Regions from separate parts of the Homo sapiens genome. Here region 1 is linked to region 2. A link is an interaction called in ENCODE POLR2A ChIA-PET data of the cell type or tissue named here. Cell type or tissue: OCI-LY7. All regions are shown on one strand. Links, peaks and the distances in the headings refer to the core of each region. The heading gives the core; the rest is flanking DNA.

The links. ChIA-PET counts read pairs that join two places held together with the same protein. Peaks named below come from ENCODE experiments on the same cell type or tissue, not always from the same donor. Only the 100,000 strongest peaks of a DNase experiment are listed, where the experiment ranks them.
Region 1: POLR2A ChIA-PET joins it to region 2 with 5 read pairs; 2 of 35 experiments call an interaction of 5 or more read pairs at or near these places.

The regions. Positions count from the first base shown.
Region 1 is chr16:46,655,858-46,661,203 of GRCh38, forward strand. It overlaps VPS35 (VPS35 retromer complex component), which reads right to left. Exons shown (of 17, transcript NM_018206.6): 17 at 275-4,794. The coding sequence ends at 4,615. Among named protein-coding and RNA genes, the nearest start is that of VPS35, 31 kb to the right of the region's middle. In OCI-LY7, for the core only: no CTCF peak of the experiment used is centred there; a DNase peak (open chromatin) is centred at 3,304.
Region 2 is chr16:46,707,684-46,713,064 of GRCh38, forward strand. It overlaps MYLK3 (myosin light chain kinase 3), which reads right to left. Exons shown (of 13, transcript NM_182493.3): 10 at 4,965-5,093; 11 at 2,954-3,106; 12 at 1,856-1,988; 13 at 1-80. The coding sequence ends at 21. Among named protein-coding and RNA genes, the nearest start is that of ORC6, 21 kb to the left of the region's middle. In OCI-LY7, for the core only: no CTCF peak of the experiment used is centred there; no DNase peak of the experiment used is centred there.

The DNA of each region.
Region 1 (5,346 bases), core at 347-5,346, 52 kb before region 2:
CCTTCTCATCATGGCCAAGAACTTGGTTTTTCAGGTTTCACGGGGGTCTCCTTGGCCAAAAGGGAGTCCATTCAGTCAGCTGGGGGGCTTAAGGTTTTATTTTTAATTGACAGTACTAGTATATGAAAGTATTCCATCACCTTTGTGTATGTAATTAAAGACAAGGCTTGAAAAAACAATGATAGAACCTGATTTCTAAAAATAGATCAGGCGGATTTTACATTTTACTTTTTTTCTTACCCTTCCTCTTTTATTTTTTTTCTTTCTCCCTTCCTGTGAGCGTGCATAGATTTTACATTTTACATTTGCAAAACCATACTAGAAGATACGGCTCCTTTCCAATGCAACGTCTCTGGGTAGGTGGAGGAATGGCTGATCTCCTCTTGTCTTTGCTCTGCACATGGGAAGATAAACTCGTAATGAACATTATCAATCAGTATGCAATTCAATGGACTTTAGTTTTGGGAGCAGACTTGAATTGCAGAACTGAAGTTACAATTGGCACATCCTTGTTTATGGGAGGTCAGCAAAGCATTTGAAACCACCTTTACAAAAATTGTAACTGAGGAAATTATGACAGTGAAAGAGATCAGACCCAAATGACTCCATCTTGCTTCTAACCTTTAAGCTGTCCTTGTTCATTCCTGGGCATAGGTAGAACTAACCTTGGGAAGTAATTTATAGTTTGACTCTCAAACACAATTGATAATACCCCTTTCCCAGCAGTTATGAAGCGTCCAAAGGTTTCCTTGTGTTTCTATTTCTCTAAGTGAAAATGGATTTAAGTCACAGCCTAAGATTTTACTTATTTGAAGACACTACTGATGCAAGCCTGAACACAGCAATGAGTGGTACAATATACAATCTGGCTGGGCAAGGTGGCTCATGCCTGTAATTCCAGCACTTTGGGAGGCTGAGCCAGGTGGATCACAAGGTCAGAAGTTCGTGACCAGCCTGGCCAACATGGTGAAACCCCCATCTGTACTAAAAATACAAAAATTAGCCAGGCATGGTGGTGCACGCCTGTAATCCCAGCTACTCGGGAGGCTGAGGCAGGAGAATTGCTTGAACTGGGGAGGCGGAGGTTGCAGTGAGCCAAGATCGCACCACTGCACTCCTGCTTGGGTGACAGAGCAAGACTCCGTCTCAAAAAAATAAAATATACAGTCCCTCTCCAGAGATTTTGGAAGCATGGACCATTTTGTTGGACAATGCAGGGTGCCCTACTGGAGTAATCAGCAATACAAGACCACAAGCCAGGAAACATTTGTCTTTAATCAAACCTAAGGCAAGTCACTACTCTTGGGAATTCAAGTGTATGGTAAATGTGTAGATACTGGCACCTGAATCAGTGTCTGTTGTCCATGCCTACAGCATCCCCATAGGACAAACCCCAGCAAACAGGAAGGTCTCCTGCACAGATTTCTCTACCTTTCATTTACAATATGCAGTCTGGAATTCCCATTGTCAAAGACAATTCTGTTGGGAAATCCTTTCTGCTTGAGCTTATTACCTTGAGGTCTCTGAATGAGAGAGCAAATGTTAACAGAAGACCCCTCTGGAACCTAGACTTTGTGTTTAAATCCCCTCAGTGCCTGTGGTGGTGCATTTATTCCTTGAGGTCTGTCACATTTCTCAATGCCTTTGAGAGCTGCACACGAACTGTACACAAGTGCTCATCATTCTCCTTCTAGGTGCTCTGGTGCCTGATCAACTCAAACGCCTCTCTCTTTGAGCAGTGTCTATCAGCAGGGGCTGTTTTTGCAGTTCATTAACCTGATGACCACCAATTTCAGGCTTGAGGATGAGTCAGAAACATGAATTTCTAGGCAAAGAAGGGATCATCTGGACTCTAAGAATCACTGGTTTCCTGGGTAGAGGCAGGAAAGGGAGGGTAGGAAAGTCTAACACGGCAGGCATCTCTCATCCAGTCACAGCATCTTCCTAGATGTGTCCCCCCAAACTATCCCCTAGTCTTGGAATTTAATGCCATTCAGCACCAAGCCTGCCCTGGTTCAGCGTTTCCATCCACCTGTGAGGGATTCCCCACCACACCCCAATTAAGGACAGGTACTTTTTTGTAAGACACAATAAAAATTACTAAAAAAGGAGAACAGGGAATAGCAGACACACAAAGCACAAAGCCAAATATTTATTACATCCAATAGACATAAAATTACTCTGTCAAATTGCTATAAAGGGTTTTAAATGCTAAGTCAATTTCTAAATATCTATTTCACTACAGGCAGCCAAGAGTATAACTTGCTTCAGCCCATGGGTCTGAGGAGCCTGGGACTGCAGGCCAAAGCACTGGCCTCAGAAGGCTAAATAAACTATTGGACTTGATGTTCCATGAGAATTCATACAACCCTCTGCAGAACTTCCCCATCCCCAATCCCTCAAAGCTCTTCTTCACTGCTCTCCTGCACAAACCCTTACCATCTTCTGTAACTACAGGTCTGTCTTCACAGCAGACTAACGTTCTTGAAGCTAGAGGCTATGATCTTCTTCACCTTTAGATTCAGTGCCTAACTATATCTGGTACCCAGTTTTTGTTCAACAAAAAAAATCTGTAAGTTAAGGATACTAGCAGTGCTTTTGTTTCACTTTTATTTACTTTTGTTGGTTTATTATTTTTAAAATTGGGTTTACCTCAACCCAGAAAATAAGAGATAATTTACACACTGTACTGACATTACCTTACTTGCAAACCAAGCTCTCCAACTCAAGTGTTCTTGACTCATGTCTTTTCTACTATTCCAGTTGTATTTCACAAAACATGTAAATAATATGGACATGTCAAGCCATAATCAGGTTTATACGGGGTAAACTAACACCTACAAAGAACAGAAAGGGTTTGCTGGACTATGACATACCACAGAATGGCTTAACATTTGATACATTTTAGTGGTACTAATTTTATAACTTTGGGAAACATCTGTTCATGTAAAGCCCAGCAAGGGCTAGTCATCAAGTGCTAGCAATGGGAGGGCAGATGGTGAGGGGTTAAGTGATGTAGTCATTTGAAAATGTCTATAAATTTTCCCTTTAAGAGGTGGAGCTTAATTCTCCTTACCCTTGAATATAGGCTAGACTTAGTGACTCCCCACTTACAGAATAAGGCAAAAATGAGCATGTCACTTCCACAGGGAGGCCACTGAAAGGCACTGTGGTTTCCTTCTTGCTTTCATACTCAGGGGAAAGCCAGCCACCATGCTGTGAGGACACTCTATGGAAGGGCCGTCAAGGAGAGGAACTGGGGCCTCTGCCCTCAAGGAAAGGAACTTAGGCCTCTGCCCTCAAGGAGAGGAACTGGGGCCTCTGCCCTCAAGAAGAGGAACTGGGGCCTCTGCCTAACAGCCAGGTCAGTGAGCAGAAAAGTCAGCCCCAGTCAAAGCATCAGATGACTGCAGCCCCAACCAGTATCTTGTTTGCAACCTTACACCACACTCTTTGCCAGAACCACCAGCTAAGCTGCTCCCAAATTCCTGATCCAGAGACCTGTGAGATAAATGTTTGCTGTTTTAAGACAGTAAGTTTTGGGATGGTTTATTATATAGTAGGTAACTAGTATCGGTGGTGAGCCTTTGGGGGGTTTATGTGAATTCATCATGCCTTGGGAAAAGCAGGGTAAAGTTGAGGAAAGAAAAGGGGTATAAATGACTAAAAGAGTAGATGCTGCCTTGTTCAACAAGTGCTTAAAACTAGAGTTAAGTGAGCTCTGTGAATATATGAGAATGACTATTAAACTCTATAGCCATACTACTAGTACTTTTTATCAATTAAAGATAGTATGAAAGGGGAAAAAAAGCTCCAAAATTGTTAATAGCATCTTTATTGTTTCACTGGTGCAAAAAAAAAAATCATAATTGTGATGCATTTCCTGCTAAATTTACAATGAAGGTGATACATAAATTATATAGATCACAAGTTTTCTTTTATACTATTTAAAACCCAATTATATTGATAAATATGTCCAGAGGACAACATGGGTTCTTAATGGATGGCTGAGTCCAAATATGCAAAATATAGCTTCTGGTTTTGACCATGGTGCTTTAAAATTCTCAAACATGCATTAATATATTCTAGTTTTAGGGAAAATCTTACACATGGCCTTATCTTGCAATTTAGGGGAAAGCCCAAGATGAATTTCACATACAGTATTCCTTTCTTCTAAATTAATCTCAAACTGGACTAGAAAACAAGAGACAGACGCTTTTGGGTTAGTACTCCCCAGGAATGAAGAAAATACACAATCAACAATGAAGCAAACAAACAAACAAAAAAAAGGAGAGCTTCATTAGTAGCCAAGATAAGTGCTTGTGGGTTTTGTGTTTTTTTTTTTTTTTTTTTTTACAGATCACAGGAATTTTAAATTGCAGATCAGTCATGCTACTTGGGGTGATCAGAAAGACTTGAACACTTACCAAGTGAATAATTTTATTAAGGTCCTGAAGGTGAGTGTCCGGAGGTGCTGGGTAAAACACATCACAGGTAAGAAATGGGAAACCTACCTCAGCATTTCTGAAAGGCACAATCTATGGAAGGGAAACCTAGCGTAATAAAACCCTCACTGGATGTACATGGAAAGGAGTATGGTGAGCTATTTCCTTTTTAAAGGATGAGACCTTCATAAATTGGCCCCTCGGATTCTGGTGATTCCCGCCGCAAGCGCAAATGCTCCAGTGTGTTATGAAAATGTTTGTTAATCTGCTCTGTTTCTTCACTGGATTCAAGATTCGGGAGGTCTTCTCGAATCTTTTGGATAAGCTGGTTTAAAACCTGAATTGTTACCTACAAAAGAATATGTACAAATTCATGATCAAGCACGTACCACAAAAAATGAAAGGCAATTTAATAAAACTGTTTTGAGGAGCTTCTGTTACACTCATCAATTACCTGAGTAATTATGAAAAAAGAAAGATGGGGATACAATTCCTAGTTTGAACAATTACTGACTATCAAAAAAAAAAAAAAAAAAACAACCCTTTAAAACAAGCAAAATTGGCTCGGCTCAGTGGCTCATCCCTGTACTCCCAGCACTTTGGGAGGCTGAGGTGGGCAGATCACTTGAAGTCAGGAGTTTTGAGACCAGCCTGGCCAACATGGTGGAACCCCATCTCTAGTAATAATACAAAAATTAGCTGGGCGTGGTGCCGGGCGCCTATAATACCAGCTATTCAGGAGGCTGAGGCATGAGAATTGCTTGAACCTGGGAGGCAGAGGTTGCAATGAGCTGAGATTGCCACTGCACTCCAGCCTGGGTGACAGAGCCAGACTCTGTCAAAAAAAGAAAAACAAGCAAAATTTTATTTAACTTACAAATCTTGACCAAAACTGTATTGC
Region 2 (5,381 bases), core at 208-5,207:
TGGAGCAGCAGAGTTGAAGATTAGGGAGAAGTTGGAAATTTCCTTAACCTGTTGGCAGCAGTCACCACATAGAAATGTTTCTTGAGGCAAGGAGAGAATAAAAGAAAAGAAAAAGCATGTATTTTAGACCAGTTGCCTTATGAAGAAACAATAAAAGGATTTAAGTGAGTCCAGCCACTGGGGTTGGTTTAAATCTGATACCTAAAGGGAAACAAGTTTCTAAAATAATTATAGAATAGTCACATGACTTTCAGGGGCATGTTGGGAGTAAATATGAAGTGGGAAGATACATCATCCTGCCCTCTTTTTTTTCTTTTTTTGGGGAGGGGGTAGGGGGGTCAGGATGGGGTCTGGCTCTGTTGTCCAGGCTGGAGTGCAGTGGCGTGATCTTGGCTCACTGCAACCTCTACCTCCTGGGCTCAAGCAATCCTCCCACCTCAGCCTCCCAAGTAGCTGGGACTACAGGCAACCACCACCACGACCAGCTAACTTTTGTCTTGTTTGTAAAGATACAGTCTCACTAGGTTACCCAGGTTTATCCTGCCCTTTTCACATGAAAAATGGAGCACCCTAGAACAGTGTCTTATTTTTATTTTTCATCAGCCTACATCATGCTTTGATAGAACAGTGTTTTTCAAATTGTGATTCACAACCGAGCAATGGGTCATGAAATCAAATTGGTGGGTTGTGAACAGCATTTAAAAAATAAAACCAAGTGGCACAGAATAGAAAATATCAGAATACATCATATTCTGTTAGAGAAAATGTTGTGATTTTTTTTTTAAACAGAGATGGGAGTCTCCCTCTGTCACCCAGGCTAGAGTACACTGGCGTGATCACGGCTCACTGCAGCCTCAAACTCCTGAACTCAAGTGATCCTCCCCATTCAGCCTCCCAAATAGCTGGAACTATAGGTGCAGGCCACCACGCCTGAGTCAAATTTTTGTTGTGTGTTTCCCGGTAAGTGTGTACATGTATAGGTATTCTTGTGTACTGGCTCCATACATAAAGGGTTTTGTTTGTGCTTTTGGATCCCCAGTGAGGATCTAAGTCCATATTAAATTGTTGGAAGCCACTTCCCTGGATCACAATTGCTTTTAAGATAGGTTTTATGTCCATGGGACTAAAGAATTCTGTTGTAAACAAAATTATAAAGTTTTAAAAGTTTAACAGGCCTTTCTTATCTCCCATTTCTGAAATGTGGAAGAATCAGGCCTCAAGCTCTAAGCAGTTAGTTCAGGAGCTTCACGATGATTGCCACTGAGAACATATGCTTAAGCTTCATTCTGTCACTTCAAGTGTCCATATAAGCACAAACCAAATGTAAGTTTTATGCCAGTTATTTTTGCTCTGTGACATTTTTAAATCAAGCTAGCAGCTTTTGACATGAGAGAGATTTTTCCCCCTAAATAATCTTTCTGTTTAGAATCAAAATGTAAGTAAAACCCTGGCTACAGGCTGGGTGCAGTGGCTCATGCCTGTAATGCCAGCAATTTGGGAGGCTGAGGCAGGAGGAGTGCTTGAAGCCAGGAGTTCAAGACCATCCTAGGCAACTTAACAAGACCCTGTCTGTGCAAAAAATATGAAAGTTAGCAAGGCATGGTGGTACATGCCTGTAGTCCCAACTACTTAGGAGGCTGAGGTGGGAGGATTGCTTGAACCCAGGAATTTAAGGTTACAGTGAACCATGATCATGCCACTATACTCCAGCCTGGGCAACAGAGCAAGACCCTGTCTATAAAAACAAACCCAAAAAGAAGAAAAAAAAAAAAAGAAAAGGAAACTTAGCTACAGTTTTTTCCAAGGACAGATTAGGATGACAAATTCCACCTTTACTAAGAGAAAAACCAAATACCTTCCATTTTCTTTGAGCTATGTATTTCTGCAGCAGTAGTTGGGATTTGAGACGAGTTTTGGATCTTGAAGCTTTGGCAGGCAAATTATTCAGCCACTCGTGTTTCAGGCACTGTGTGGCACTCATTCTGCAGCTGTGAAATCAAAGAGCAGTTAAGACTTTTAGTTGGAGTTGCCTTTTCTCATCCAAAAATCTGTTCACTTGAGTAGGAAGCCTGAGTCAGTGGAACAGATTAATCATTTAGGCAGATTCATGCCATGTACCAAAAAGGGAACTCCTTGTGTCTAAAATTCCCTTCCTTCAAAGTGCCAGAAGGTCGTCAGCAAAATGTTCTCTGACCTCTATAGGGGGAACATATTCCAGTGATTCTGGGAGGAACCACTTCCCAGAGGGGGCTGAGAAGTTGAGGCAGGGCAGTAGGAAGGCTAGCTATGCCTGGAATTGCTCTTAAAGAAGCAAAAGAACAGGAAATTTGAAGGAAGCTCATTTCTCCTTCCAGAGTATAAAGCCAACTTGTTCATCTGACTTAGAATTTTTTTTCCTCTCACATAACTTTTCACAGTCAGAAAGAAACAAAATTGTAAAAGTCAGGGAAATACAAGCTGTCTTAGAGCCCAGACTCCTGGGCCTTAGCCTTGGGTGGTTAATACCTTTGGTTATGTCCAGTTATTACCTTATTCTGAGTATCAAAAAACTCAAATGGCTTGACCCATGACTTTGATATAGACGCTGAAGCCTAAATAGATCTTCTTCACCAAGAAACAAGGTATTCAGATCTTTATTCTGGAAATAACATCTGCATATCTCAGTTCTTTTCTTCAACCTTAGCCTATGACAACTGATAACTTGCAGATAGGACCAATCTACATATGCTTCTTTCTAAAACTATATTTTATGCCCCTACTTGTTTGTTGTTTCATTGATTTCCTTTGTCCCTTTCTCTGTTCCCTTTATTTTTCCAAAGAAGTAGCAAACTAAGAAATCTTGAATGGAATTTGTCCACAGGAAGAAGGACCTTCACGGTCAGCAGTCCTGCCCAGCTCCCAGACCTGGGGTCCCCATCAGAAGGGCCCATGAGTGACAAGCAATGAAAGGTACCTCTTCTCTTTGACCAGCAACCGGGAAACAAAGTCCTTGGCCTCCTCCGAGAGCCCTTCAAAGGTGTCAGCATCAAAATCCCAGCTACAGTTTACAATGAAATTCATGGTCTCTGCATCTGTTTCCCCTAGAAATGGGGACAAGCCACTGAGTCTATAGAAGAGAGAAAGGACCATCAGTAGGTGGAGGCCACATTTGCCAACATGCATTGGCAGAATAGAGAAGCTTACAGAGTTCAAGTGGACCTAGCCAGAACCAAGAGGGTTCAAAATAAAAGCACCTCCACTACTTCTCCACAGGATGGAGTCCAGTGTGTTCATTAAAGGGAGGAAGCGGAAGGATTTAAAATTTGGAGGCAAGAAGAATTTTTGGAATAAGTCCCCTCTTGTGCTCACCTCTTTCCACCTCATTCCTGAAGTAAAGAGTAAAATTAGGGCCCAACTTGGTATGCCCAGTTATCAAGTACACATTGATTTAATTTTAGAAATAGAAATAGCCTTCCATGTCCTTGAGACAGCCAGGCTTATTTAGATGCTACCCAGGCCCCAAGCCAAAGGAAAATGGGCTTTATTAGGTTCCCGCCTGAGGGAGGATAGAGAATCAGGACACCCTGACGGCCAGCCTCAGGGATCTGAACTTCCCCAGCCTGGCGCAGCTCCCATATCTGAGTGCAGGGACAGTGCGCAGCAGTTACACAATAATCAGGAGACCAGAAGTAAAACATGACTTTACCTCTGAGGAAGCAGCCACGGGAAGTCCACAGCCAGACAGAGAAGAAAACAGGGAGCACAGGGGTTCAATGATGCCACAAAGGGTATCCTGCCCTGCCCCCCACCCCCTTACCCCTTCGGTGCACTCCAGCCTCATTTGGGTTTTTATTTTGTTTTGTCTTTAAACAGTGCCTCATTCTGTCACCCAGGCTGGAGTGCTATGGTGCAATCATAGCTCACCGCAGCCTCAAACTCCTGGGCTCAGGCAATCCTCCCGCCACAGCTTCCCAAAGTGCTGGGATTATAGGCATGATCCAGCTCCATTTGTACCAAAGCACCTGCATGTCTTTGCTGGAGGGCTTTCTCTCCAGCTGAAGCTTGCTTTACCCACCCAGAAGTATCAGGAAATCAATTCCACCCCATCTCCATTAGTCCACAAGGAATAACTGGTAAGAATTAGTGTATAAATACCCCCTAGATGAAATAACTCTCAGGGGGTATTCCATGATGCATTCTGGAGTTCCCCAGCAGAATGAAACTCCAGTTGCCCACAATCGGGCCTTACTCTCGATGAATACCTTTGTTATTTTCAGTTATTACTTTTATGTCTCAGTACCAAAAAATTCAATGGCTCAAGCCATAATTTTTTTTTTTTTTTTTTTGAGACATGGTCTTGCTCTGTCACTCAGGCTGGAATGCAATGGCATGATCATGGCTCACTGCAGCCTCAACTTCCCAGGCTCAAGCAATCCTCCCACCTCAGTCTCCCTAGTAACTGGGACGATAGGCACGCACCACAATGCCCAACTAATTTTTTTTGGTTTTGGTAGAGACAGGGTCTCCCTATGTTGCCCAGGTTGGTCTTGAACTCTTTGGCTCAAGCAATCCTCCCACCTTGGCCTCCCAAAGTGCTGCGATTACAGGCATGAGCCACCATGCCCAGCTCAACCCATAACTTTGATACAGCTGCTGAAGCCCAAGTAGGCCTTCCTCACCGAGAAACAGGCCTTTAGACCTTTGTTCCAGGGAATAATATCGGCACATCTCAATTTTTTCAATATTAACCTACTAAAATTATAACTTGGAAATACGACTGCCTTGTAAATATGGTAACTGGCTTGATAACATACCCTTCCCTGGCTCCTTTCCTTCCCCATCTCACTACCCTATTCCTCTATTGGGGTTTCCTGGGGTTACCTCCCAAATAGACTACTTGTGCTCAAAATTTTGCTTCTAAGATTACCCAAAGGAAGACAAATGACCCCTGTCCCCACTTCAGAGCCAGGGTGCTAAGCACTCACAGCATGTAGGTGATGACTCCCACACTCCACATGTCTGTGGGGAATGAGACAAACTCATAATTGACGACTTCTGGGGCCAGGAACTCAGGAGTGCCGAAGTTCACCTTCAGCTTCTCTCGAGGCTTGTACCTGGGGAGAAGGGGAGGGTACAAAGAAGCATGGGGTGAGGCCTGGGAGATGTGGTGCTGGGGCTCATTTCTGGTGGGATGCAGACATTCCCCACTTCCCATCAGCCATATGGCCTGGACTCCACACCCACATTACACCTGTGAATTACTGGGGAATAATCAGATCCCAGGCCCCAAACTTCTGGCTTTTCTAAGTCAGCGATAGAATCAGAAAACCACAGTCTTCCTCCTCCAGGCATTTGCTTCTTTCAGTAGTCAAATTTATGAAACAGAAATTAGGAAGGGGTTA